5 separate regions of the Mus musculus genome follow, and regions 2, 3, 4 and 5 are each linked to region 1. A link is a loop called in an ENCODE intact Hi-C map of the cell type or tissue named here. Cell type or tissue: heart. All regions are shown on one strand. Region 1 holds the start of Trib1 (tribbles pseudokinase 1). Region 2 overlaps Nsmce2 (NSE2/MMS21 homolog, SMC5-SMC6 complex SUMO ligase). Region 3 overlaps Nsmce2 (NSE2/MMS21 homolog, SMC5-SMC6 complex SUMO ligase). Region 4 overlaps Nsmce2 (NSE2/MMS21 homolog, SMC5-SMC6 complex SUMO ligase). Region 5 overlaps Nsmce2 (NSE2/MMS21 homolog, SMC5-SMC6 complex SUMO ligase).

Region 1 (5,000 bases):
ATCAAGCACATCTTGTCCTTTGTGAGGTAAGCCAGGAACTATATTTAGCAGTGCACGCTAGCCAACTTCCATTTATTATTCAATGTGGTTATTTTCTGAAGATGGAGCTGATGAGATGTCTTTAAAAACTCACCAGAGAATGGGAACCAACTACTGGGAGGGGTGGGGTGCGCCCAGGCTCAAACAGAACGGGAGTTTGGTGTGATAGGGATGGTTGTTATTCTGCCAACACAACAACACAACTAGCTCTGTAAAGTCTTCTAGGTACAGCAGAGGCAGGGCACGGAAGTAAGAATTTGAGCACCTCTTGGAGTCCACTTGTCCTTGACAAGTGGACACCTTTTCCCCAAAAGACTGGCCTTTCTGACAAGAGGAGATAAACCTGAGCCTGAGACAGGGGCAGGAAGGGCATCCTGTCAACAGGTAGCATCAAGAAAAGCACCAACACACCTCTAGGCTTCCCTATGCTGCGTCCAATAGAGCAGAGAATAAACTGGGGTTGGCCATCACTTCCCAGATGCAGGACTTAGTACTAACAGCAGAGAAGACCTGAGCCCTTGGGTTTATCTTGCACCTAAAGGCATGACCTGTGCCTTTGGGGGTTTTGTTTCATTTTGTTTGTTTGTTTCATTGTTTGGGGGGGTGGGGATTGTTGCTGCTGTTGTTCCAAAAGGCCACCAGAAGTGCTGTGTCAGCTGCCTACCTCTCCTCGGTGGAGAAGACGAACTTCCTGAGCTTCAGGTCCCCCAGCACGATGGCCGACTGGTGGCAGTGGGCGACGGCGGAAACAATCTGCTTGAAGAGCCGAGCGGCCTCCTCTTCCCGAAGCCGTTTTCGGCTCCGCACATAGGAGTGCATGTCTCCAAAGTCCTTCTCGAAGAAGACGTAGGCCTTGCTCTCACCAAGGAGCACCTCCACAATGCCAGTGATGTTGCTATGGGACGGCAGCTGGATGTAAGGCCTGATTTTGTCCTGGTAGTGTTTAATGGGGAATTCCTGTGGGGAGAAAAGTGACCTGTTTAAGGAATGAGAAAGACAGAGGGCCCGCCTCCAAGGTCCTATCTGAAGCTGGGCTGGAGTTCTCCATCTTTGGGCTTTCAATGGCAATAAGCCCCATTCATATATTCTTTTCTGGGTAGCCCCTCAGAGCTCCAGCTGTTAGGATACCCTTACAACAAACCAGCTACACTTTGGGATCTGGGCTAGCACACTCCCAGAGCCCACCCCCTACTGTAGGGTGACTAGAAGAACTCCCTTCTGCAAATGCTTTTGTCTTTTAGGGGGCCATCAGCTCCTGGGAGCCAAGCAAGCCCAGCTCCCTGCTGTAGCTCTTCCTAGCAGACAGTAAGTAGCTAGGGGAAGGTACCCCCGGCATCCCTAAGAGTGAAAAATCAACAGCTAAACATGCATGCATCTCCTGCGAACCCAGGAGGCTCAGCAGAGCACAGTCAAAGAATGTGGTGACTTTGCAGCCTCCACGGGAAGCTGAGGCAGCAAACACGCAGAGCTGTCATTAGTCAGAAGGAACTGATGACTTGGAAGGAGAGACTGACAAAGCGGCCTTATGCAGCCTGCCTATGGCTGAGACTCAGGTGGAAGCAGCCTGTAGTTACCTTCTTACAGGAGAGGATAGGCACCTCTATAGGTCTTCTCTTTTTTCCTGTTTGTTTCCTCGACCCCCATCCACCCTGGTTGGCCCCCCTCCCCAGAACGGGTAGCAAATCCTCTAAGAAGCTGGCTGGTCTCTTTAAGGGCCTTTTGTTCAGCCCGGTTACTCATATCCTAGACGCAACTGGAAATGGTGACACACGGGCTGTCACCATCTGGATTCGGCTATTATCTGCTCAGAGGAACTGGAAGGGGTTGCACAATGACCCAGACCAACCCCACCTCTGAGGTGGCTGCTCTAGTACCAACTTGGGAAAAAAATATATATCTGCTGCCTTCTCCTCCCGCCCCATCCGTTTCTCTCCCAAAACTGTTCTCATCCACCAAGAAGAAAGAGTTTCTCTCTGTGCTTGACCACGCATCAGAGATTTCACGAGAGTGGACAGTAGGTGGCAGCAGCAAACGGAGAGGTGGGGCGCTCACGTTGGGGGGGGGGGGGGGCGGAGGGGGGCTTTCAGGTGAGTTGTTGGAAACCCAGATGCCACTTTTAACTGCAGGAGAATGAAAGGAGTCAGTGGGGCTCTCAATGGCCCAGAGATGGGGTGTCCGGCTCACGAAGAGCACACTGCGAAGCAGTCCTGGGCTACGCGCTCTCCCAGACCGGCCATCCTGTATCTAGTTGTACTCCTGTTAATGTTGCAATGAAAATCGCCGGCTCAAACTAAAGCAAGTGGAAGCGAGCCTCTGGAAGTTTTCCAATACTCCGATGCTGGCCAGAAGCCTTCCCACGCTTAAGACCACCCCATCCCAACACTTCCTGGGGTGGGCTGTATGCTGGTCCCAACAGGAGTTCAAGCCCAGAAACCCCTAGGTAAAAAGAAGCCCGACTTGGTCTATACAGAACCCATGCCGCGAGCCTCGCGCAAAGAGCTTGCCAGTTGCTCCAAGTCCCGAGGAGGCACACACTGCAGGGCGTCCTTCCAGGACAGGGGGAGGAGGGGGATGAGAGCAGGGCAATGGCATGGCCCTGGAACCCATTGCAATTCCAAACTTAAATGGAACGCCACGCGCTAGCAATACAGAGCGCCAAAGAAAAGAACAGAGATAAAAGAACTGAACCCTGCACTTCCTCTAGACCGCCTAACCCTCACCAAAAAACACTCCACAGGAAAGCACTCAACCTCCAAAAACACGAAGCTGACCAAAATACCCTCCTTATCCAACTAAACGCCCTTATCTGCTCTGCCAAACCCAAGCGCTGGCGGGACTGTGATCCCGGTGGGCCGGAACCTAGGCACTTCTGTGGACGATCCAGACCCGCAACCTCCGCCCCAGGATGCTTACCTTGCAGCGCAGCTCGCGGCCGGTGTGGATGCACAGTGCCCGGGACACATGCTCGCGCTCAGCTAGGGGTAGCAGCAGGTAGTCGGCGATTCGGCTGGGCCCGGGTGAGCTCACACAGCTGCCGCCGGTCCCCTGCGTGGAGGGCGGAGGCTGAGGGCTGCAGGGCGAGCCAGGGGGACTGAGGTAGTCGGGGGGACTCGAGCACTCAGAGAGGCGCGGACACTTGGCCGCCACTGCCCCCGCGTCGTCCGTGTCCAGCAGGCGTTTGGCCGGGGTTCCCCGGGCAGCCGGAAACAGTAGACCCGGACCGCGGGGCTGCGAGGCGCCGCTCAGGGCAAAACGCACGGGACCGACCCGCATCGCGGCCCTGGCCGGAGCGGCCCCGGCTTTGTAAATCCCTGGATCTGCGCTGTGACTTCTTCCAGTCGGCGGGATGGAGTTTGCAGATAGAGCTTGGATCGGTCCCCAAGAGGAGCCGTTCCAGGACGCTGGCGTTGTCCACCAGAACCACGTTGGCCACGCGTCCAAGGGTGGGAGGCCGGCTAAGGTCTCCAGACCCCCACAGGCACCAGGTCTGGGCGCCTCGTTGGCGGTGGCCGCCGCTATTGTTGCCGAGGCTGTGGATAGTCCGGGACGTGGAGACGGCCCGAGTTCCCGGGTGTTGAGCCTCGAGGACAGGATTCCACAGGCTCCTCGGCTTCTCCGAGCAAACGCACTTCCCAAAGCAATTAGTCTGGCGTAAAAGCCGGTACAACTTTTCCGCGCCGCTCGGAATCCTGCGCGCTCCTGGGCTCCAGGCGTGTGAGCGAGCGAGACGCGCTCCAGGAGAGAGAGAGAGAGTGACCGACTATGAGTGTGTGTGCCGCACTGATCCCGGCCAGTGCACTCCTTCTCCTTTTCCTCCACCTCCTCCGCCTCCCGGTGACTCACGCTGTATACACACACACACTCACAGCCCGGGCTGTGTAAACAGTTGGGAAGCCGGGTTGTGCAATGAGGTGGCTGCGACGACTCCGGCCCCGTCGCCCGGCTTGCAGTCACCGGAGCGGAGGGAGGAGACTAGGGGGGAGGGGAGGTGGAGTTGGAGGCTGGAACTGTAAGGGGTGGCTGGAGGCCTGGGGATGCTCCTGACCGCGCGCGCCGAGGCGCAGGTGGGAACGTCCTGGGACGCCTTGGGCGCGCGCACACGCCCCCCGGGTTGGGCTGGGCAGCAGGCTGCGCGCGCCCCACCGCAGGCCCGCGGGCCCGTAGCCCAGGGAGGGGGCGGAGGCAAAGCTCCCGTGACGTCAGGTTCCCGGGGAAGTGGGCGGGAGGGGCGGGGCAGCAGGGGCGAAACGACCGCTGATTGGTGCGCGCGCATCATTCACACAACACAATGGAGCACCGAGCTCCCGGCGGCCGCGCGCGCACCTCCTGGCTGCGCACCGGCAGCTGGCTGAGACCCAGTGGTCACGCCTTTATCCTAGTGGGTCCCCCCCTCCCCGCCGTTCTGCACTTTGGGGAGCTCCCGGTGGAGCTGTGGGCGCCGTCGAGTCGCGGCTGCAGCCGGAGGAAGGGGCGAGAGGAAAGGTGATGAATTCCATTATCAGTCATTCACCCCCACGCGGTAGTTCCGGGGAAGACCTGTGCGTGGTAGTGAATGTGGCTTTTTTTTTCTTCCCCTCTTTTCCTGCCCCCTCCCAACTCTAATCCCCAGCGTCTGTTCGCTTCCACAAATAGAACCTTCTGTTGGATGAAATAAAAGCAAACACTGGGCCTTCTGCTCTGCCTCCACCTCCACGCCCCTCCCGCGCCTGCCGCCCGCCCGGATTGCACGGAAATAGCCTCTCCAAGCTCCTGGGCCGCCCCTTCGCGGTGACTCGCCGAAAGAGCTTCCTGAGCTCCGGCCGGTGGGAAACAAAGGATGTGGGGAACTGGCGGAAGGGGCCCACGTGGCTGGCGCCAGATTCCTGTCCCCTCCCGCCTGCAATGCGCGCCCGAGGGTCTAGGGCGCCAGTGCGGCCAGGAGTATTGGATACTGGGGTACGGGTCATTCTATTCACTGCCAG
Region 2 (5,000 bases), 110 kb after region 1:
CCTGCAGGTTGACCTCTGAACTCCATGCATACTATTACCATTTTCTTTTGCTCAGGCCCTCATCTTTGCCAATATGCCAGTATCTCCTTATTCTAGGTTTGCTATGGTTTAGCCCGGACACCACAGTAATCTCTACTTTCTGTGTGCACTTGTGGAGGTTGGCACTGGGTATCTTCCGACATCCTTCTCCACCATATTATCCTTTTTTCCCTAAGATGTCAAATTTTCATCAAGTCTGGAACTTACCAACTGGGCTAGATTTGCTGGCCAGAAAGTCCCAGGGATCTTCCTGTCTGTGCCTTCTGAGCCTTGGGGTCACAGACACACGCCACCATGCCTGACTTTTTTACATGGGTGCAAACCATCTGAACACAGGTCCCCATGTCAGCACACCAAGTACTGAACTCTCCAGTCACCACGGTCATCTTTTCTAAAATCACATAGATTATGTCACCCCTCTGCCGACACCCTGTCCTTGGTTTTCATAGGCAGACTACATTCATACTTATTGCAGGGATGGATAGCAATGGACTTCCACGTGCTTGTCAGGATCTTTATTATTCATTTAAACATTGTGATATCAATGACGTAAATATAACTATCTTTGTTTTACAGATTTGTAAAAAATGTGGGCAATGACTAGCTACAGACAGAAGCCCAATAATTTGGCTATGGTCCCAATTTGGCAGATTCTTTTTTTTTTTTTTAATTTTTTAAAAAGATTTATTTATTTATTATATATAAGTACACTATAGCTGTCTTCAGACACTCCAGAAGAGGGAGTCAGATCTCATTACGGGTGGTTGTGAGCCACCATGTGGTTGCTGGGATTTGAACTCCAGACCTTCGGAAGAGCAGTCGGGTGCTCTTACCCACTGAGCCATCTCACCAGCCCAATTTGGCAGATTCTTGAATTTATAAAAGGTTTGACTTTGCCCTGTACATCTATCACTACAACGAACTGTATCTCTTTTAGAACATAAACCCTCTAGCCAAAGAACATGATGAAAATATCATAGAAGTCAAAGAAAAACTGACCCCTTGGTGAGGCCAAGCACAGCTGGCATTAGTTTTAGCAATGGAAAGAATGCTACTTCTTTGCTCACAGCAAGCAGATATAGCATCCTAGGGCTATGTTCTATGAAAATGTTATCTTCAAACACTAGATACAATGGAATCTTACATTGGGAGACAGGAGAAAGCAATAGGAAGCTGAGGTCAACTGAAAGGAACAGCAGGCTGCTCTCTCTGGAAATGCAGATGGAATTACACTCACCATCCACATTATTCTTTGTTTTATTCTCTTTTCTTTTGTTGCTGGGTAAGTACAAATTGATTCTGTGTAGAGCAACTGGAATCAGGACACAGCTTAGGGTAGTTATACTACACTCTACATACTTAGAAATTACCTACACAGTCAGAAGGGTAGAAGCCAGTGGTCACTTATATTGCACCGTTGATGGCCAGCACTGTGCTTTGCAAATAAACAATAGGCAGCTAAATAGTAAGACTCTCACTTATTATTGTTGTTGTTGTTATTATTATTATTACACAGCCCCTTCACTATTATTATTATTATTATTATTACACAGCCCCTTCAATGGTTTCATGAATTTCAAATCAGTAATGTATGAATTAAGAGTGTCTGGCAGGTTTTCATTTTGTCCTGCAAAATAAGCTGACGTATTTCAATAAGCCTTCTGCCCGTCCTTCACATTCTACCTTGAGGTTTGGTCTTAAACAAGCATCTTGACTTTGGGGGTGTTTACTTGGCTCAGAATAACATCTTGTAGAACAAGGAGTCTGCCAGTTTCCACAGGCTACTACTGTGAGTCACATCTAAAGTGCAGGTTCACGGGTCACTGATGCTGCTCTGAAAGCCACCTCATTTTCTGGTCATAACCAAGAACAGGAAACTGAGTTTTCTGTAGTTTAGTTTTTTTCCTCTGTCTGTAACAAGCACTCAGAAATGCTGGGGTCTTTAAAAATGGGCAGGGAAGCTGTACCTTGGACCGTGAACCTGCTTAGTGCTCCAGGAAAAACACCCAAGGAGTGAGCATTATGAGGCTGGATTCTTTGGTCTAGTCCTTCTGGAAGCACAGATACCAAAATTGCTCCCCAGTTCCTGAACAAGGAAGGGGGTTACATGGAGGCCAAGTGCAGCCCAAAATTAATCTTGTTATTCCCAATCTTGTGATACACACACACACACACACACACACACACCCTTCTACCAAGGTGCATTTCAGAATCAGAGAGCCCTGTCTTTGCAAACTCCTCCATTGCCTCCCTTGGAGCCAGTGTCATCTGCTTTACATAAAGGCTTCATCTGCTTATTTCAAATAAAACACAGAACCCAGTGCCTACTATATCCTGCAAGCTCAATAGTCACTAGTAGTTGTTCATTCTGCTCAGTTTTTACTACAATGGCTTGGTAGGGCTTGTAGCATCTGGGCCTTGTAAGCTCTGTTCTCTCTCTCTCTCTCTTTCTCTCTCTCTCCCTCTCTCCTCTCTCCCTCACTCCCTCTCTCCCTCCCTCTTCCTTCCTTCCTTCCTTCCTTCCTTCCTTCCTTCCTTCCTTCCTTCCTTCTCCCTCTCTCCAGTTATGAAATGTGTCAGATTAACTCCCACACCACAGCTCAGACTCTGTGTGGACTGATTCCTGAGTTTATCTATCCCAGGTGCTGAGAACAGTGTCTGGCACATAGCACACTAGCAGTGGCTATGAAAGGAACACACTGGCTTGAATGACAAAGTAGTATCTGCAGAAAATGGAGCTCTGGATTGCAGAAGTCCTTGTATGTGTCTTAGTCTCACATGAAAGGAACTGGGACTCTGTCCCTTAACAGCTAACAAATTGTTCTTGCTGCCCCAGGAGTGAGTTCATTCAGTGTCAGCCTCAACCCCCATGTCCACAGGGTAGTGTGGTATAGTAAGGAGCTATTATTATTCCTTATCTTGAGAAGAGAGCCAAGTATAGAGAGGTTAGTCTGCTAAAGGGCACTGACATGGTCACCAGGATCCACTGGTCAGAGTGGCATCAATTCCAGTGACACTGGGGATAAGGTTTACTGTGGCTGGTGGCACGGGCTTCTCTTTCCCAGTGGCCTAACTGCTGAGGGTGTTGCTTGTTCCTATGTAACCCTGTCAAGTGGTAAATGGAGGAGAGTAGGTGACACAAACCAGAGGCAAAAAGGCAAGTCCCAAATATCTTATTCCTTTGCGCTTCTGAGCCTAGCTAATCATTGTGAGACAAAAATGACTTTTAAAAATGTTCAAATAATGTTACGACCTGATGCCAGTAGGCCATCTAAGACTGAAGTCAGTAGGTCATCTAAGACTTAAGCCAGTAGGTCATCTAAGACTGAAGCCAGTAGATCATCTAAGACTGAAGCCATCAGATGACCATCAGGCCTTCCCTGTAGCCAAGGTGATGTTGGTTAGGCAGGATGTTTACACTGTCCACAAGTGACCAGCTGGAAGGTTCTTCCACCTACAGTAACCTGTCCTCTAGGAATCACTCTAGCTGTCCGTCCTACAGGAAGCTTTGTAGCTCAGCCCTATCCCCTCCCCTGTTCTACTCCTGGCTCGGTCCAGGGCCCCTCCTGCATACTCATATTTTCCTCCACCGTTAACAGCAGCTGAATGTCACTGCCTCCCTCTGTCATGTACTTAAGTGTTGGGACAGTGTCCTTTGAACATGTGAATCACAGTGTCTTGTAAGCACTCAATAAATGACTGTCGAATGGGATAGTGCCACCCTGTGAGATAGCCCAGCCTCTCAGGTCATTAATGTGCCTTGTCACCTTTGATTTGGCTTAGCCTGAGATCTAAATGGCATGGCCTTGAAGTAAGTCAGTTCCTGCAAAAGAAAACTAAAATCATATGTTCAGATAACAATTTTCAAGTTATGTGACATTTTCTTAAATGAATGCTTGCTTTATAAATCAAAAGTGCTTCAGTATCAACACAGCAATTATCTCAAACTCTCATTATATAAAACACTGCAGGGGCAACTGTTCTTTTGGGGAGCTCATTTCTCGTTTGGAAAGCAGTGTGCTGACAAGTGCCTCCCCCTCTCTGAGTAAGGGACCTGGTGATGAGAAGCCTGTATCAGTCAGAATATTTAAGCCCTTTTGAGCTCCACTGTTCATGGACCTAAAAATGTAAAATGTTTGTGGGCAACACTCTATGTCTTTTAAAGGTTTACTTTTGAGATAGGTCACTGGGTGTCAACAGAGGAGCTATCAAACAGAGGGAGAACCAATTTGTTCCTTTTCAGTTGCATCGGTTATTTATAAAATACGCTATCTTTCAGCAGCGAGGGGGCGAGGGCGGCAGCTTACGTATCTCAGGAACAACTGTTACAGGTTATGAGGCTGGCCCTTTCCCATTGTCCTGTCTTAGTCCTGGCTGACTAACACTGAAATGAGGTATACAGTCATCAACAAGAGTCATTTAAAAAGCCACTCTGCTTACTCTGAAGTAATTCTGACAGGGATCTTACATTGGTCATAAGAGACCACATACCATGGGGTATAGAAATGAATCACGAGTTCTCTGGGTGGGGTCTAAACCAAAACAAGAAACAAAAGAAACCCACAAATGAGTTAGGTGTAGAGTCACCATTAAGAATCCCCGGTCATGCTTGATAGTAAGCCATTTAATTCATTTGAAAGAAACAATGTATTTATCTTAAATTCTGTGCACAGCCCTGTGTGGGTATGCAGGCGGGGATCCCCTAAGCAGGAGTTACAGGCGACAACAGAGTGAGATGTCTGACAACGGGAACCAAACCCAGAGCCTCTGCAAGAGCAATGTTTGCTCTCCTTTTAACTCTTCAAAGAGCCTTGCCCAGTTTTATGGGTGAGCAAAGTACCGTGAGGACAGGGTAGCTCCTAGAGCTACCTGGAGACTGAAGTGTAGCATCGGAAGCTCGGACTCAGACAGAACACTTGATTTCAACTGCTGGTTCCCACACTCACAACAGCTTTCTTAAT
Region 3 (5,000 bases), 99 kb after region 1:
CACTGTTTCCTCCCTGTAATTGACTTTTTAGCAGAGCTTGGTTTCCTTACAATCAGGGCTTAGTTCTACCTCTCTCTATATCCCAGCTCCATCTGCCTTCGTACTGCTGCTCAGACACCACATGCCCCCGGGTCTTTACATGTGCTTCATTCCGTCCTCTGCACTTGCTGGACTCTCTGCGTTCTATTTGTCTTGCTCTCTTCTGGTTCAGTTTGAAGTCACTCCCTGAGAAACTTTTCTTCCACCCTTTAACAGGCCCCTTGTTCTTCATTATATCAGCAGTCTCCCGACTGTCCCAACCCATCTGGCCCCGGGCAGAAAGCTGCTTACTGCATACTCCTTGCCCTGAAAACAGTACTTTTGCCTTTGCCTAGCCCATCTTCTACCACGACAAGGTGTCACTGATGTGTGTCGGCACCATGGCTGTAGAAGGGATTTAGAAGATAGAGTTCGTTAACCCTGGGTAATTCAAGGCACTAAGTTACAAAGCCACATCTGAAGCATCTGCAGTGGCCATGTGCATTAGTCAGGGTTCTCTGAGGGATGGAACTGAAGCATCACAACTTGCCCAGCTCCTGAGATAGAACAAGAACATCCATCCTTTGAAAAGCATGGGGCAGGGACACACGTGTCCATTAAACGTTTCAGGAAGCTTTTAGAAAGGCTGAGATTATTCCTTCTGTTATCCTATCATTATCTGATTTTCAAGATCATAACCATCTCTTGATTGTTTTACCGTTTGGGTTCCCATGAATGCTTCCAAATTTCTTAATTTCCAAGTAACACATTCAGCTCTTCAGATTGTTTCCAAAGCAGGCAGGGAACTCCCTCAAGACTGCAGCTGACAATCCCATAACCAGGAAAAGACGATGAATACTAATCACCAGAAAAGCTGCAGTTTACAGGAAAGAAACGGGAAGTGTTGACATATTGCACAACACCCCCGAAAAAAGCAGGGCTTAGTAACAGAACGGTACACACAGGCTGACAACCTCATCAAGAATCCCTGGTGACATCATAAACTATGTGGAACAAGTTTTGTTTTAAAGGTTATTTTGAATGATGTGTGTATGTGTGCGCATGTACATGGCTGAGTGCTGATGCCGGGGAGTGCACAAGTGGGTTTCAGATCACTGGGAGCCAGAGTGAGCATTGCTGTGAGCTGCCGGACACAGGTGCAGGGAACAGTCAGGTCCTTTTCCAGTAGTGTGTGCCTTTAACTGATGAGCTATTTGTCTGGTCCCAAGTTGATGTTTTTATTATCTGTGTATTTTCCAAAGACTGAGGGGGGGGGGACGACGACAGTGGGACCCTTTTCTTTGGAGAGCTAGATAAGGAAACTGAAACATAAATTCTCGGATTTTATACTGATTTGGGGCTTCCTTTTAATTTCTTCTTTCTTTTCCTTCCTTTCTTTTCTTTTAAACACAGGGTCTCACCATGTAACTCTGTCTTGGAATACCCTATGTAGACAAGGCTAGCCTCAAAATCGCAGAGAATACCGGCCTCTGTCTCTCCATTGCTGGGATTAAAGGTGTGATCTGGTCCCAACTGCCCCTGGGCCTTATTTTTTACTTATATGTATTGTGTATACGTGCACATTTGCGTGTGCTGGTATATGCCTGTGTGAGGGCGGAGTGTCCATGTTTGCAGAGGCCAGGAGATAGACTTCGGTGTGATGTTCTTGGCATAGGGCAGCCTGACAACTGAGCTTGAAAGATCACATTTCTACCCCTTCAGCACTGGGACCCTAAGCTTGTGCCACCATGTCTGACTACATGGGAGCTGGGGACCCGATACTGGTCCCCGCATTTGCAATGAAGGACTTCACAGACTGAGATTTCTTTTCCTTCTTCCCAGCTTGGGTTTTAAGTAAAACAATTAATTAAATGAGCTAACGGGATTTCTTTCTCTCTGGTGTCTGATCCCACGCAGCACTTGAGGACAGTTGTTTCCTTAGCTGGCAATGACTCGGCAGAGGAAAGGGATTGCCGCTTTTGCTGCTGCTGCTGCGGCTGCTGCTGCTGGGAATCAGATCCAAGTCCTCTGCCAGGGGCAAAACCAAATGCCTCAGTGGTCCCCAGAGCACACCTTTGCCCATTACACAACGGCAGCAAGGAGGAAGCAAGCAGGCAGCTGACTAGACTTCCAGCTACTCTGTCAGAATCAATCTAGTTTCCACTGCAGGGATTAATCTAACATGCTGAGAGACGGCGCGGGCTTTCCCCTTTAGCCAATATGAAGCCATCACTAAGCCATACTCTTTACTTTTATTTATTTATTTTTATTTTTTATTTTTTAATGGTTTTTCGAGACAGGGTTTCTCTGTATAGCCCTGGCTGGTCTGGAACTCACTTTGTAGACCAGGCTGGCTTCGAACTCAGAAATCCACCTGCCTCTGCCTCCCAAGTGCTGGGATTAAATGCGTGCACCACCACACCCGGCTTTTACTTTTATTATAAGTGATTACACATAAGGCATTGCATAAACATGCTTGGTTAGTGGTTACATTGCAATCCAGCAGTAGTATGATGCAGATATTCAGTGTCTTAATAATTGAACTGGAAAATTATAAAAGTGGGCTTCAGGAGGAGGCCAAAGTGAACTACAGTGACTCATCGCCAGGGCCATCCTGACCTGAGCCTTCACTGAGATGTGCTCTTGACAAGAGAATGGTGCAGAGAATGACAAGATGTTTCCCTTCACAGGGTTCCACTAGTGAGGAGCCACAAAGAGCAGAAAACTAAGATACCAGCCGATCTTCTTTTGGAAACTGTGCTGAGATCAGAATGCACAAGCATACTTGCGATGTACCTACCAGTCACTGCTCTCGCTTACTGGCCACTCCTCCAGCTCCAGGCACTGCTCCAGATTATTCCTTTTATCCCCCGTGAACATCTTATAATGTCCCAATTCTCATGTCAGGGATGAAAAGACCAAGGAGCGGAAAAGGTTACATAACTTGCCGCCTCTCACGGTTGGTGGGCTGGAAAGGAACTCCCTGCTCTCCGACTGCACTCTGAGTGACGCATCGTCTCTACTTGACATTTTGGGGCTCTGTCCCAAGTACTCTGTAGGGTCCTAACAAAATGGTTCACATATTTTCCTGATGTTTCACACAGCTAATTACACAACCAATTAGTTTCCCAACCAAAAGATAGCATCTACGGTTTCTGCCTCTACTTCAGTCTGCTTAAGTTCATGGTAGAGATGAAAATGAAATCGGCCCCCAGCCTACATGTTTATCATCTTTTGGAGGTTCTCACAGGACAGATTTCCTGCTTAAAAACCTTTTAGCCAGACTGCTGCTTCTTGTTTTGACAGTCCAATCTTATTAGATCATGTTCTAGCACAATGCGGGCCTTGCTCAATACTCTGAAATTTCAGACCTACCAAAGCTATGAGCAACTTTTTGATTGAGAAGTCCACGACCTCATGTGAAACCAGAGTCATGGGAATTGGAAGAAATGCACAAAACCCCTGCGATGGTAAAGTGAAATATGACAACGGTGGAGTGACGTGACCCACAGTTCCAGGAGACATGCTTCCTCACGGTCATGACTACATGACAGCGTCTCTAAGGACTCCATGTGCTGGCCTGCTTTCAGCAGTGTTCAAATCGCCCTCACGTGGTTGGCAGGTGGCCAGAGAATAATGAGGTGGTAGGAAAAGGGCAGATTTTGCCAACGGAGGTTAGGTAGTCTAAATGGAACCAAGAGAGGGGCTGGCCATACAACGGGTGAGAAAAGGGTGTGTAAGGGGTGGGGGCAAACGGCTTACTGATGCAGTGATTTGCAAAGACTTGTTCACATTACCTCTGTACTATGGACTCATGACTCAGTTTTCAAGCCAGTGGAAGCCAAACAGGTATCTCGTTTCCCCTCTGCAGCTCCACACTCCCTTCCCCACAGACAGCCTAGCTTCAAACCTATGAGCAGCCAAAAGGGGACAACTAAGGATATGTTTAGCATGTACACTGCTGGGAACCATGGGGCAGAGGGAGAAGAGCTGTGACACAGAAACACCAGCAGGTAGGGATCGTCTTCAACTGTGTGACTTTACAAGAGGATTGATCAAAGAATGCTGCCCTTAGGAATTATATCTTAAAGCACACTGTAGGCCTGAGACTCAGTATTTGGCAACTTGTTAAAATTAGGTCAGGAGTGTGATGAGGAGAATTTGTACTTTTCACTTTTATTGTAGAGAAAATGGCACAGGACTCTGTAGGAACACTGTTAAACCTGCATCCAGGAAGTAGGCCAGGCTGAAGCTACGTCAAGGTAGAAGGGTCAATGAGGGACCTCCATGTCACTGAGGCAGACAGCCTCTACACGGCAGCCTGTGCTGTCAGAGACAGTACTAAAAGAAGCTGGAAATGCTGATTCTGATGGGAACCCTTCTAACTGGTGTATGTTGCAACCGAAGATACATGTGTATACAACTCCCCTGGCCAACCCAAACACATCTGTGGCTGGAACCAGCACACTGAGAGCTGGTGTCTGACCTTGGTGACCACAGTGATGACTCTTAACCCTTACAGCACAGAGAGGAAACAAGCGCTGGCTTGTCTTCCATAAAGTCACTTACACCGCTGCCTGGTCAAAAGACTCTTTGTAAGTCCAGCCTGTGGGACCTGCAGAGAGGTCCAAGAAGGCCATGGGCCTCCTTCACTAACAATGCCAAGCCTGTCGCTGTTGAGAGAGGGAGGTATTCTGAGGTCTTTGGGAGAATTTAGAAAGGTGTCAGTCAGGAAGATGAGGTGTTTGGTGGCTTCATACTGAGTTATGACCACCTGCTCTGAGCTCTCTAACTGCTTATTTAAAACTGCAGGGTTTGTTTCTTGTTGCCATGAGTGCCAAAGGAGCCCAACAGACATGTCATATAGGGCTGTCAACTGGCAGCTCAAAAGGTCTCCTGGAAAATTTCATTCGGCTACAAAGAGAAGACTGCATCCCCCTATGATCAGACACTTTAGCATCCAAGTCTGGATGCTTGCTTGC
Region 4 (5,000 bases), 82 kb after region 1:
TCAGCAGTAAGAGCACGACTTAATCCAGGGGCTAGGACCTATGCTCCCAGCGAGGTGAAGCCCTTTAGCCTACTCCTAGAGCCAAACCTCTACCCATCTGACTCTTCTCACCTCAAGAGTACAAAGATCTCACACAGGTAACCTAGTTTTGTCAAAGGTAATTGTTTTCTACCAATTACATGATTAGTGATTCACACTAAGTCACAGTTTATCAACAGTGGGTATCCCATGTCACTGGAAAGGAAAGGGTAAACAGACAGGATATGGGGTTGTCACATGGGACATTTCCAGACACAATGGCTACAAAGTACTAGTTTGGGGAGAGGAGACTCATTCCCATCATTCCCAGGTGACGAATATTCACTCGTCCACACACTGGGCAGCACAATGCCACACACGGCAAAGGGACGTGAGGCCAATCCTTGTGGCCAGCTTTGGCCATGTCACCTCTGCACCATCAAGACCTCAGGCTCCCTGGTTCTCAGACGCTGGCCCTGGTCTGTTCACAGCTTCTGGCTCTGTCCCTGTCAAGTCTTCCTTACTGCTCTCCAGTCTAGCCGAGGCAGTAGGGGCATGGAAGCCATGGTTCAGAGTCAGGCCTGGGAAAATCCTACCTGTTCCCTGCCCATCTCTGCACTCCGTGCCCCTTTTCTTCATGTGTAAGTGGGATGCTTAATTGGCAGGTCTACTGAAAAGATTTAAACTAATTTATAACTTAATGAATGACTGACCAATGTAGTCAGCACAGCTAAGTCCTTCTTCTCCCCCTCTTCCTTGGATTCTAGGATACGAGATGTGTTTACTGTGCTTCCTGCCTAAAAGCCTCCTTTCTCATCTTTAAAAAAAATTAATGATCCATTCTTACAGGACCCTGGGCCCTGCCAGACTTAATTCCCCTGCTCTCCCTCCAGTGCAAGGCTGGCATGATAGCACACAGCTTCCCGGAGTTTTCGATCTTTCCATTCCTAGCTGTATCCTCTCACATCCGTGATCTACCATCTTATTCCAGTGCCCGATGCACACAGGCCTGTGGCAGATTTTGTGAGACCCTAGGTCACAGGATGCTGTGCTATCATCTATTGAGAGGACACATCAACATATTAATCTGCTTTTACCTTTCATCTTTTGTTGGGCATTGCAACGTTAAACACTCCAACTCACCAGTAAAGCTTATTATGTGACATCTTTCTTCTTGAGGAGCCTTCCTTTTTTCTAACTCGATGGGTCATGTCACCAGGTCAATCACTGCCAAGTAAGTAACTTCCGGTCAATTTGTTCTTCCTTAAGCATCGGTGAGGCAATGGCAAAAACTTGCATTATTTTCTTGCTCTTTCTAATCAGAAATGTATGACCCCACCCACAGCTACCATTTTATCCCCTTTTGTTTGCAGGCCTAGATAGAAGCTTTCGGTGATCTCCTATGGCTCTCCCTAACATTCCCCCTCAATACCCTGAGAGAGGCCTCAAGGAAGGAACCAACAAGTATGAACTCTGTCTCCCGAACGCCCTGTGCTTTTAAGAAAGCCACCCAAGTCTGAGTGGGCATTCACTGGCACAGGAACACTGGCTTGGAGGAAAACACCTGTCTGAAAAGCTGTTCTAAGGAAAAAGACATTTTATGCAATATGCTAGACATGGCATGAAATGGCTGTTCAGGAATGGTGGCAGTGACTTTAACCCCCCTGAACCACTTTCGACCACCTAGTCATGTCAGTAAGACCCATGAGAATGCTGTCGTTGGCAACTGTTTGGTGACTTCTGGCCTCTTCAGATTCCTACTCTGACTCCTCCCCACCCATCCACCCCCCACCCCCGTGCTCTAAATCAGTTATACACACTGCTTTATAACAGGTTAATGCATTTTTTTTCTTCTTTTGTACACCACTCTTCTCAAACATATGCCCATGGTCACTGTGCTTTGGACTGGCTTCTCAGACCTCATTTCCAGATGTCCTTGAAATGACAACTCTTAATGAAAGCCTTCCTGATTGAATAGAGGAAACTCCCTTGAGGAAACCAATTCTGTTCTGCTGTGTCCTGCCATCTGCTCCTGAATTCCCATGTGATCTGAGTGAGGTACTTCCCTTCTCTATATTAACTGGGCAGGCAGGATACATTCAAGCTTTTCCTAGCCGAGAGACTAGATTGTTGGTGCTAAAATATGTGGCTTCCATGCCTTTTCTTGCCCTGAGAGAAACTCATGAGCCTTTGGCTTTCCTTGATGTCCTCAAGGGCTGAGCCCATTATCTCAGTAAGTCCCTAGCACAGCACAACACACTGCTGCCCAGGACTAATGTGTGCATTTAGACAACAATGATCAAAGCACCTCCAGCGAGGCACCGACAGCTGCCACTAGATGACTCAGACCTCTCTGAAAAATGGCTTAATTTAGCAGCCTTTCAGTTGTCTGCAGAACAGACTGTGAGTAAAGGACACGGTGAACAGAACAGAACATCTTTTAACTAGCTTGACCCCACAGTGGCCCTTTAAGGTCAGGCAGCTCTCGATAGCACAGAGAGAGAAGCGTTTGCCTCTGCTCTTCAGCCAGTAGAGAACCAGGGGCTGGGATAACCTGGGAAGACCCTGTACTGGCCGAGTGTCTTCTGAACCTAAGGCTGGCCTTGGTCACTGACTAGCCCTGGGAGTGACTCAGGGAATTGCTTTCTCTTCCTGGGCCTGGAAAACGGCTGTGGCAATGCTCCCTAAACCTGGCAAACTAAACTACAAAGACGCCTCGGTCCCCTACTCCTAGGGCTTTGACTCTGATGGCCTGGCATGGGCACAGGATGATGTGTTTCCTGTATGGTTCCCTCTCAGGAGCAAGTGCTGCTGGCAGCAGTGTGTAGGATACTGGATTCTCCACCTGGTGCTCCCCTCAGACAATCCTGTCTCTTCCAAGGTCCCAAACCAATTAGATGACATGGTCTTCCGCCCTTCCTCTTCCCTTCTCTCTTTAGAACCAAACTGGACTGTTTCCAAGTACACTGCATGGTAGCTCACCACATTCATGAGAACTCAAAAGAAATTTTGAAATCAAGGACTGGTTCGTAAGACTCAAGGGTTCACTGAAGAGGCAATCTCCTTTTGACAGAAACCCAAGCTCAAGTGCAGCAAGCAGCTCCTTCCTGAACACCCATTACTTACCAACCAGGAACACAGAAGGCACAGGCCAGGCAGAGGCCTGCTCTCCAGCACATGGGGATTCTTCTAAAATGGGCACGGTGGCTGCATGTGGCAGAGTGAGGGGGCAAGAGGACTGCTGTGGGTTTGAGGCCAGGGTGGGCTACACAGAAAGTACCCGGTCAGCCAAGATTACATAGCAAGACCCGATCTGAGACAAAAACAGGACCGGTGAGATGTTCAGCAGATAAAGATACCTGCACCAAGCTTGGTGAACTATGTTTGAACCATAGGACTCCAAGTTTGGAGGAGACAACGGAACCCTACATGCTGTCTTCTAAACTCCTGTATGTAACACAGCATGCACAAGCCTCCCACGATAAAGAGTAAATGCAAAACCAGCCAACTAACCAACAGCGAAACACTACCTGTTCATCTGGATTCTCTTATCAAGAGCTTAACTATTCAGTGAAAGTCTAATCAGACTAAGAACCTGTTCTGTAATGCGAGCTATGATGCACTGAAAGCCAGCACTCTGCTATGCATAGTCTGCAAATTATCTAATTTAATGGAGACAACGCTGATGCTAGTGCTTTCTCTCATGTTTTTTTGAAAACTGGAAACCTCAGAGCAGGCCAAAGCTAAGCATATTTAATTCTACAAACCATACAATCCTATTACTGTGACCTTAATAGCGGATAGACTTATGGTAGATATTTCTAGGATATCTGTGAATATGAAGGCTTATATCAAATCTGCCAATTTTCTAAGCATATATAAAGTGGAGACAGAAACATACCCTTTCCAGACATATCAAGTTGCTTTACTTAGGAGAATGTAGACACACTGGACAAGACACTAAACTGCAGACTCTAGATAACTTCCTCCTCTGTGTGACCTTGCAGTTAGTTTTATATCTATTGTTGGGGAAATTAAGCAGATTAAGTCCACACAGCAGCTTTGGTCTTCTCAATAAAGTCTGCAACTCTGATTTGTCCCAGAGCTGCAGCTGACTGGAGCTTAGAAGCAGCCGAGTCTGGATTTCCTGTGTGCCGCTCTAACCTTGGCTCTTCCACCCTATACATGCAATCACACGGCTAGTGATTGGAACTGGAGATGAAACAAGCTTGTCTCAAGTTCTTTGCAAAAAGATTTGGGCTGGAAAACAATGAAATGACTTCTAGTATCACACTCTGATGTTGGAGGTACTGCCCCAAAGTGTGTTGGGCAGTTCCAATTAACAGGAAAATACAGATCAAGATGGTTAGTTGTTAAAAATCTAGAACATAGTTTTAAAATCACAAGCCGGGCATGGTGGCGCACGCCTTTAATCCTAGGCAGAGGCAGGAGGCCAGCCTGGTCTACAAAGTGAGTTCCAGGACAGCCAGGGCTACACAGAGAAACCCTGTCTCGGGGTGGGGTGGGGGTTGGGGGGTGGGAACAATAAAATCACAGCGGGGAAGAATGCCTATTTTCTTTCTCACGATGCTTTCCTGCCTTGTGTGGCTGCTCTGTCTATGGCACAGTACTTGACATTGACAGTGTTTTACAATCTTTGTATTATCTACTCTTTCCCATATGCCACGAGTAAGGACCTGGGGACAGATAATCACTTGGCAGGTAGGGAAATGGCCACAGGAGTCTACCAAACTGCTCAATGCTATGTTTTCTTCCCGAATGCATGGCTGTACTTCCACAGTGCATGGCACAAACACAGGAGCCTAATGTGTAAAGGGAACAGGTGGACTTTTTTGCTTTTTAGTGGACTTGGCATTATATTCAAACTGAAAAAGCTGCGGTCACCTAGTGCTAGCCCTGGTCTACAGCTGAGTCAATGGAGACGCAAGATCTCTAGTCTACCTGTCCCTACTTGGGGACCC
Region 5 (5,000 bases), 170 kb after region 1:
TCTATCTCTCTGTGTCACACACACACACACACACACACACACACACACACACACACACACACGGAGAGGGAGAGGGAGAGGGAGAGGGGGAGAGAGGGGGAGGGGGAGGGGGAGGGGGAGGGGGAGGGAGAGGGAGAGAGAGAGAGAGAGAGAGAGAGAGAGAGAGAGAGAGAGAGAGAGAGAGAGAAAGGTCTGTCATTTGCAGCAACATGGATGAGCCTGGAGGACATTTAAATCAGTACTGAAAGATAAAGAGAGCAGATTCACTTCTGTGTAAGATCTAAAAAAGCTGACTTCAAGGTAGTCAAGACTACAATTTACCAAAAGTGTGTGCATTGTCCAAGAGTGATGGCAGAATGGGATAAGGACGCATAATCCAAGTTTATAAGTAGATTTTGGATGTTTTCACCATTAGAAAGTAGATGAAGTGCTAAGCATGTCAATTAGATTGACTTAGTCATCCCACATTGTAGAATCTAAAATCCTATCCAAAAAGTTACTATATGCCTGCATATTTTTTTTTGAAAATTAGAAACATTTGAAAATAGTTACTAGAACAAAATTATGACATGGTTGTCACCGGCCCTTTAAAACATAGATAATTTAATAATTTGCTTGACTGCCTCTAAGTTAATGCACCGACTTTTAAAAAATATCCTAATTTCTGGCATAGTAAGGTTCAATAAATGGCTACTACACAAATGAACAGAAGCAGAAAAATGAAACTGCACTGACCAAATAAATTTAACAGTTACCCAGTCTGTAAAACCCAGATTTAATGAGTATACAAGTTCTTTCTTATAGGGATCTTGCCTGAACTCTTACACCTAAGACCTTTTCTACACCACACACACACACACACACACACACACACACACACACACACACACACACACACACACGCGGTGGGTACTTGGGGGCAGAGGGACAGGGGTGTGTCTGATCTGCAGTAACAGAGTACTATCGGGTTATGCTGAGACTCAGCTAGGCTAATAACCTTTTAGTTTACAATCTGAAAGGGCTGATTTACCTAAACCCTGTAGTACTTACTTTAAGGACATGCCAAAAATTCACCTGCCTCCAAAACACAGCTATCAGCAGAATATGCACAACCGTGGGCCAGGAGAATGCTATGGTAAAAACCCATTCTCCCTTCTCTAGCTCCAAGGCATGGATCCTTTTGAGACAAAACACCTCAGGGATATTCCCAGCAGCCACAAGGCCGGAGTCAGAAAGCTGTAAGGGATCTCTGACTGCAGAATAAGGAACTGTGTGTTGTATCCAAGACTCAGCAGCAGCTCCATCACCAAGCATTAGCTCTTACACAGTCCTCACGCATCTCCTGGAACTCACAGAGATCCCCAATCTTTACTGGGAAGACATCTGAGTAAAGAGATTTCAAGCCTCTGAAAGGGTTTGGGTGTGGTTGAAATGGGTAACTTTGAAAACTTAGCAACACAGGATACACTATGAGTAAGTTCTTTAAAAAAAAAAAAAAAACCAAAGCTAACTCACCAGATCCTTCTGAAAGGGTTCTTTTATTAATTTCAGTGAAGTCAAGCAGAGAACAAGTTGTAATATGAAACACAATTTATGCAACTATGTTGAAATTCTCTACCAGAGTTGCATCTTCTAATGTACAATTTTATGGTAAAATAATTTCAAAATACTATCAAAAATTAGGCTAGGCTCCTTTTGGTTTTAAGACTATCATAGGAAAACCATTTTTTATATAAGTCATTGAAGTTCTAAGACAAAATGATAGTGTCTTTAAATTAGAAAAAAAAAATTGGAAGAGCTGAAACTAAACCTCAATTGAAATTACACTGTTGGGCAACTCCAAAAGCTAAACAAAAACATGTTAAAATAGAAATTGCAACATCAAGGGAAAACCATTCTCATATAGCGTTCTAGACTCAGCCCTAGCTGATCATGGATGAGGCGAGTTGCTCTGTCCTAGGTTTTCCCACAGTCAGCCAACAGGCTACTCACGATTTAGCAGCCACTTGGGTTGACTCAGGGAAAGGCATGTGAGGGAGGCCTTTAAAGAGCCAACAGAGATCCCCTGGGTGGGTCTGGTCTGCCTTTCAAAACCCATGAACTTCCCATTATATAATCTCAAATAAGAAAAGTATTTCCTAAGTTAACCGCCTAGCTGAGTGTACAGCAGGCTGCAGTACCGCCTGCCTCCCTCCCTCCCTCCCCTGGTAAGAAAGAAAAGGAAAGAGCTTTGTGAATGGCACAATCACCTTGTCTGGTAAGGACAGAAGATTAATGAATCCTGCTTAATAGTACTACTAGACTTTTTAACAAAACTTCCAGAAGCCCCAGTATCTAATCTAAAATTTCCATATTTTACTAATCTCCTATAAAATAAACTGTTAAAGAAACCACAGAATTCTGAGAAGCTTGCTTTTCCAGAAAGCCCAAGAAAAATACTTTAGTTTCGCCATTCTCAAATTCATTTGACTTAGAAACAAAGTAAACATATTACTCTATTTAATATCATTGCACAAGCAAATTCACAAGAATGAAATGTGTTCAGAGTTCCTAGAAAAAATGTAGCAATGCAGGCTGCCAACTTGTTCAATGTCAAGCACCAGGCAGCTCAGCACCAGCAGTGACTCAGAGTGAATCACGCTTAAGCTATTTTTGCTTTTAAAGTCCTGCCAGGAGCTGTGTTAATATTCAACCCAGAGTAAATTTAGCTCAACAAGAAAACAAGTGTTTCCATGGTTGCTTCTTCACGGTGTTTATGGTATATGCGCAGCCATTCGGCTTAGGAACCCAGCCAGATCATCCAAATTGAAATGCTCATCTCTCATTTACATCCAGGCATTGGAACACAGGAAATACCAAATGCAATTCAGACTGCTGTCTACCTGCCTTCCTGGATCCCAGACAGCAACATGGCAGGCAGGGCATCATTAAAGGCCCCTCTTCAAGTCTGTACCACTGAAGGAGCTCCAGAGACTGCTAGTCATAGGTTTTACTTGGTTTGTATTACAAATCAAAACTCCATTCTCTGGTTGTGGCGGTGTAACAGACTAAAGTGCCTAAAGGACTTAGCAAAGCAGTAGAAAATTAGAAGGACAGGTACGACATGGAATCTTTACACAGGATCACAGACAGTGACAGTCTGGTTATGTGGCTCAGGTTTTAAAATAAATTAGTTACAGGCAATGAGTAAGTAAGATCTGATTGTCTTTATGTTAGAAGAAAAAAATTCCACATAACATAAAATTTATCATCTTGATGCCCTTATTGTTTTTGCAACAGAAAGAAAAGTGTACTCCCTACACTAGACAGGGCAGCAGGCTGGCAGCAAGACAGGAGAGCCACCAGCAATCCATCTTAGCCTTCATTCATTAGTGCTACAGTTCCAATTCTAAGTGTCCCTCACAGGCCAATAATGCAAAAGCTTGCCTAGTGTGTGATGCTGCAGTGAGGTCTAATGTTTCTAATGTGGAATCTAGTGGAGGAAATCTAGCCCCAAATCTGTCATCTGGGGGCTAGGAGAGTACCCTTAAAGGGGATCTGAGCCCATTCCCATCTATCTCTTTGCCCCCTGGCTGCCATAAGGTAAATTCGCCTCCTTCTATGTGTTTCAGTCATAGTATACTGTGTTACCATTTGGCCCAAAGCAATAGATTGTTGAGGGAAATATTATAAAATGAACACGCCAATTCTCAGCCAGGCCAGGCTATGCTCCTGCCTGCCGCTACCAACTCTCTAGGGCTAACCCCCATGTCAGGTGATCTCACTTGCTCAGTCTCTTGGCAGTCAACTCTTCGCCCCACAGGGCCACAGGGTTCCCACTGGGCCATCTCTAAGATGTCCCCCACAAGTTCCTCACACTTCCATGCAACACCCCACACACCCTATGAAAAGCCATCTCAACACCTAATTATCCAGTAGAAACATCACTCTTAAAGCTTAATTATCCAAGTAGATTTATATAACAATAAGATCACAATTTACAAGATGCCAATACAATAATTTCAGAGCCAATTGATAATGATAAAAGTTTTACCCCAATTATTCTAACCTTGTGAAAATCTTAGCTACTAGTTGCTGTTTAAAACCACATGGGATCGGGATCTTCTTCCTGACTATCTGCCTCCATGTTGGCTTCTCCTCCTCCTCCTTCGACCTCTGTCTTCTGCGACCTCTCTGTCTCCCCAACTCCTAGCTCCGCCTCCCTTTTCCTGTCCAATCACAGGCCCCCCACTGTCCTAATGTGATTGGACAGGGAAAATCCTGCAACAATAGAAAGTGTCAAGTGACCATGGACTGAGGCCTCTGAAACCAAGAACTAAAATAAACTTATCAAAGGTTGATTGTCTCCGATACTGGGTTATTAAATCAGAAAGCTGACACAATTGGTATTAAATACATTCACATTATTATAAAAACATTTCTCTAGGACTTTTCATCTTGTAAAAATAAAAATCTACCAAATGTTCTTTAAAAACCCCTATTTTCAGAATATACTATTTCGATTCCCAACACACATAGGACTTTTGTGCTTGGGTAGCAAATGAATTGGGAAGATGGAGGAACAGATACTAGAGCAATTCCTTAACTAAATCTACTCATCCCTGGAATTCCTAGGACCATCTCTAGATTTCACTCAGGAAAAATAATGTTAACTTTCCCAGCAGAGGTATTTAAAGTACGTTGCATACACCTTAGAATATACACAAAACCATATGACTACTTTTTATAATTAACTTTTATCTAGGAAAGAAAAAAGGTTTCATTACCAATGTAAATGCTGAAATTACTTACAGCATATATACAGACAAACCAACAAAATGCAATTAATATGCAGTGAACAATGAAAAAAGCATGGAGACCCCTGCTCTAAAGGCCAAAATTCCCAAGACGCAGGACGAGTGTTCCTTATCTTCCTTCCTAGTGCAGTGCTCTACTATAAAGACAACGAAGTGGGCAAGAGCTGGTCAGCACACCCAAGAGGAGAGAGAAACTGCAACCAT

The links. Hi-C counts contacts between places; a loop is a spot of excess contacts. Peaks named below come from ENCODE experiments on the same cell type or tissue, not always from the same donor. Only the 100,000 strongest peaks of a DNase experiment are listed, where the experiment ranks them.
Region 2: a loop joins it to region 1, with 2.2 times the contacts of the local background. A loop is called at or near these places in 6 of 42 quality-filtered maps.
Region 3: it touches region 1 in a loop (2.1-fold over the local background); 6 of 42 quality-filtered maps call a loop at or near these places.
Region 4: it touches region 1 in a loop (2.1-fold over the local background); 6 of 42 quality-filtered maps call a loop at or near these places.
Region 5: it touches region 1 in a loop (3-fold over the local background); 7 of 42 quality-filtered maps call a loop at or near these places.

Annotation. Positions count from the first base shown.
Region 1 is chr15:59,647,475-59,652,474 of GRCm38, reverse strand. Trib1 (tribbles pseudokinase 1) reads right to left here and starts at 3,821. Exons shown (of 3, transcript NM_144549.4): 1 at 2,953-3,821; 2 at 704-996. The coding sequence starts at 3,312. In heart, CTCF peaks have their summits at 2,008 (motif pointing right), 4,363 and 4,562; DNase peaks (open chromatin) are centred at 1,914, 2,574, 4,114, 4,724 and 1 weaker place; H3K4me3 peaks cover 4,284 bases; H3K27ac peaks cover 3,635 bases.
Region 2 is chr15:59,540,724-59,545,723 of GRCm38, reverse strand. All of the region lies in intron 4 of Nsmce2 (NSE2/MMS21 homolog, SMC5-SMC6 complex SUMO ligase), which reads right to left. Among named protein-coding and RNA genes, the nearest start is that of Gm36677, 75 kb to the left of the region's middle. In heart, no CTCF peak of the experiment used is centred here; a DNase peak (open chromatin) is centred at 3,003; H3K27ac peaks cover 1,425 bases.
Region 3 is chr15:59,548,613-59,553,612 of GRCm38, reverse strand. All of the region lies in intron 4 of Nsmce2 (NSE2/MMS21 homolog, SMC5-SMC6 complex SUMO ligase), which reads right to left. Among named protein-coding and RNA genes, the nearest start is that of Gm36677, 67 kb to the left of the region's middle. In heart, no CTCF peak of the experiment used is centred here; DNase peaks (open chromatin) are centred at 942, 3,002, 3,502 and 4,462.
Region 4 is chr15:59,565,054-59,570,053 of GRCm38, reverse strand. The region is part of intron 4 of Nsmce2 (NSE2/MMS21 homolog, SMC5-SMC6 complex SUMO ligase); the gene reads right to left. Among named protein-coding and RNA genes, the nearest start is that of Gm36677, 51 kb to the left of the region's middle. In heart, no CTCF peak of the experiment used is centred here; DNase peaks (open chromatin) are centred at 2,053 and 2,643; H3K27ac peaks cover 1,346 bases.
Region 5 is chr15:59,478,397-59,483,396 of GRCm38, reverse strand. All of the region lies in intron 4 of Nsmce2 (NSE2/MMS21 homolog, SMC5-SMC6 complex SUMO ligase), which reads right to left. Among named protein-coding and RNA genes, the nearest start is that of Nsmce2, 110 kb to the right of the region's middle. In heart, a CTCF peak has its summit at 2,150; DNase peaks (open chromatin) are centred at 2,046 and 2,636; H3K27ac peaks cover 1,720 bases.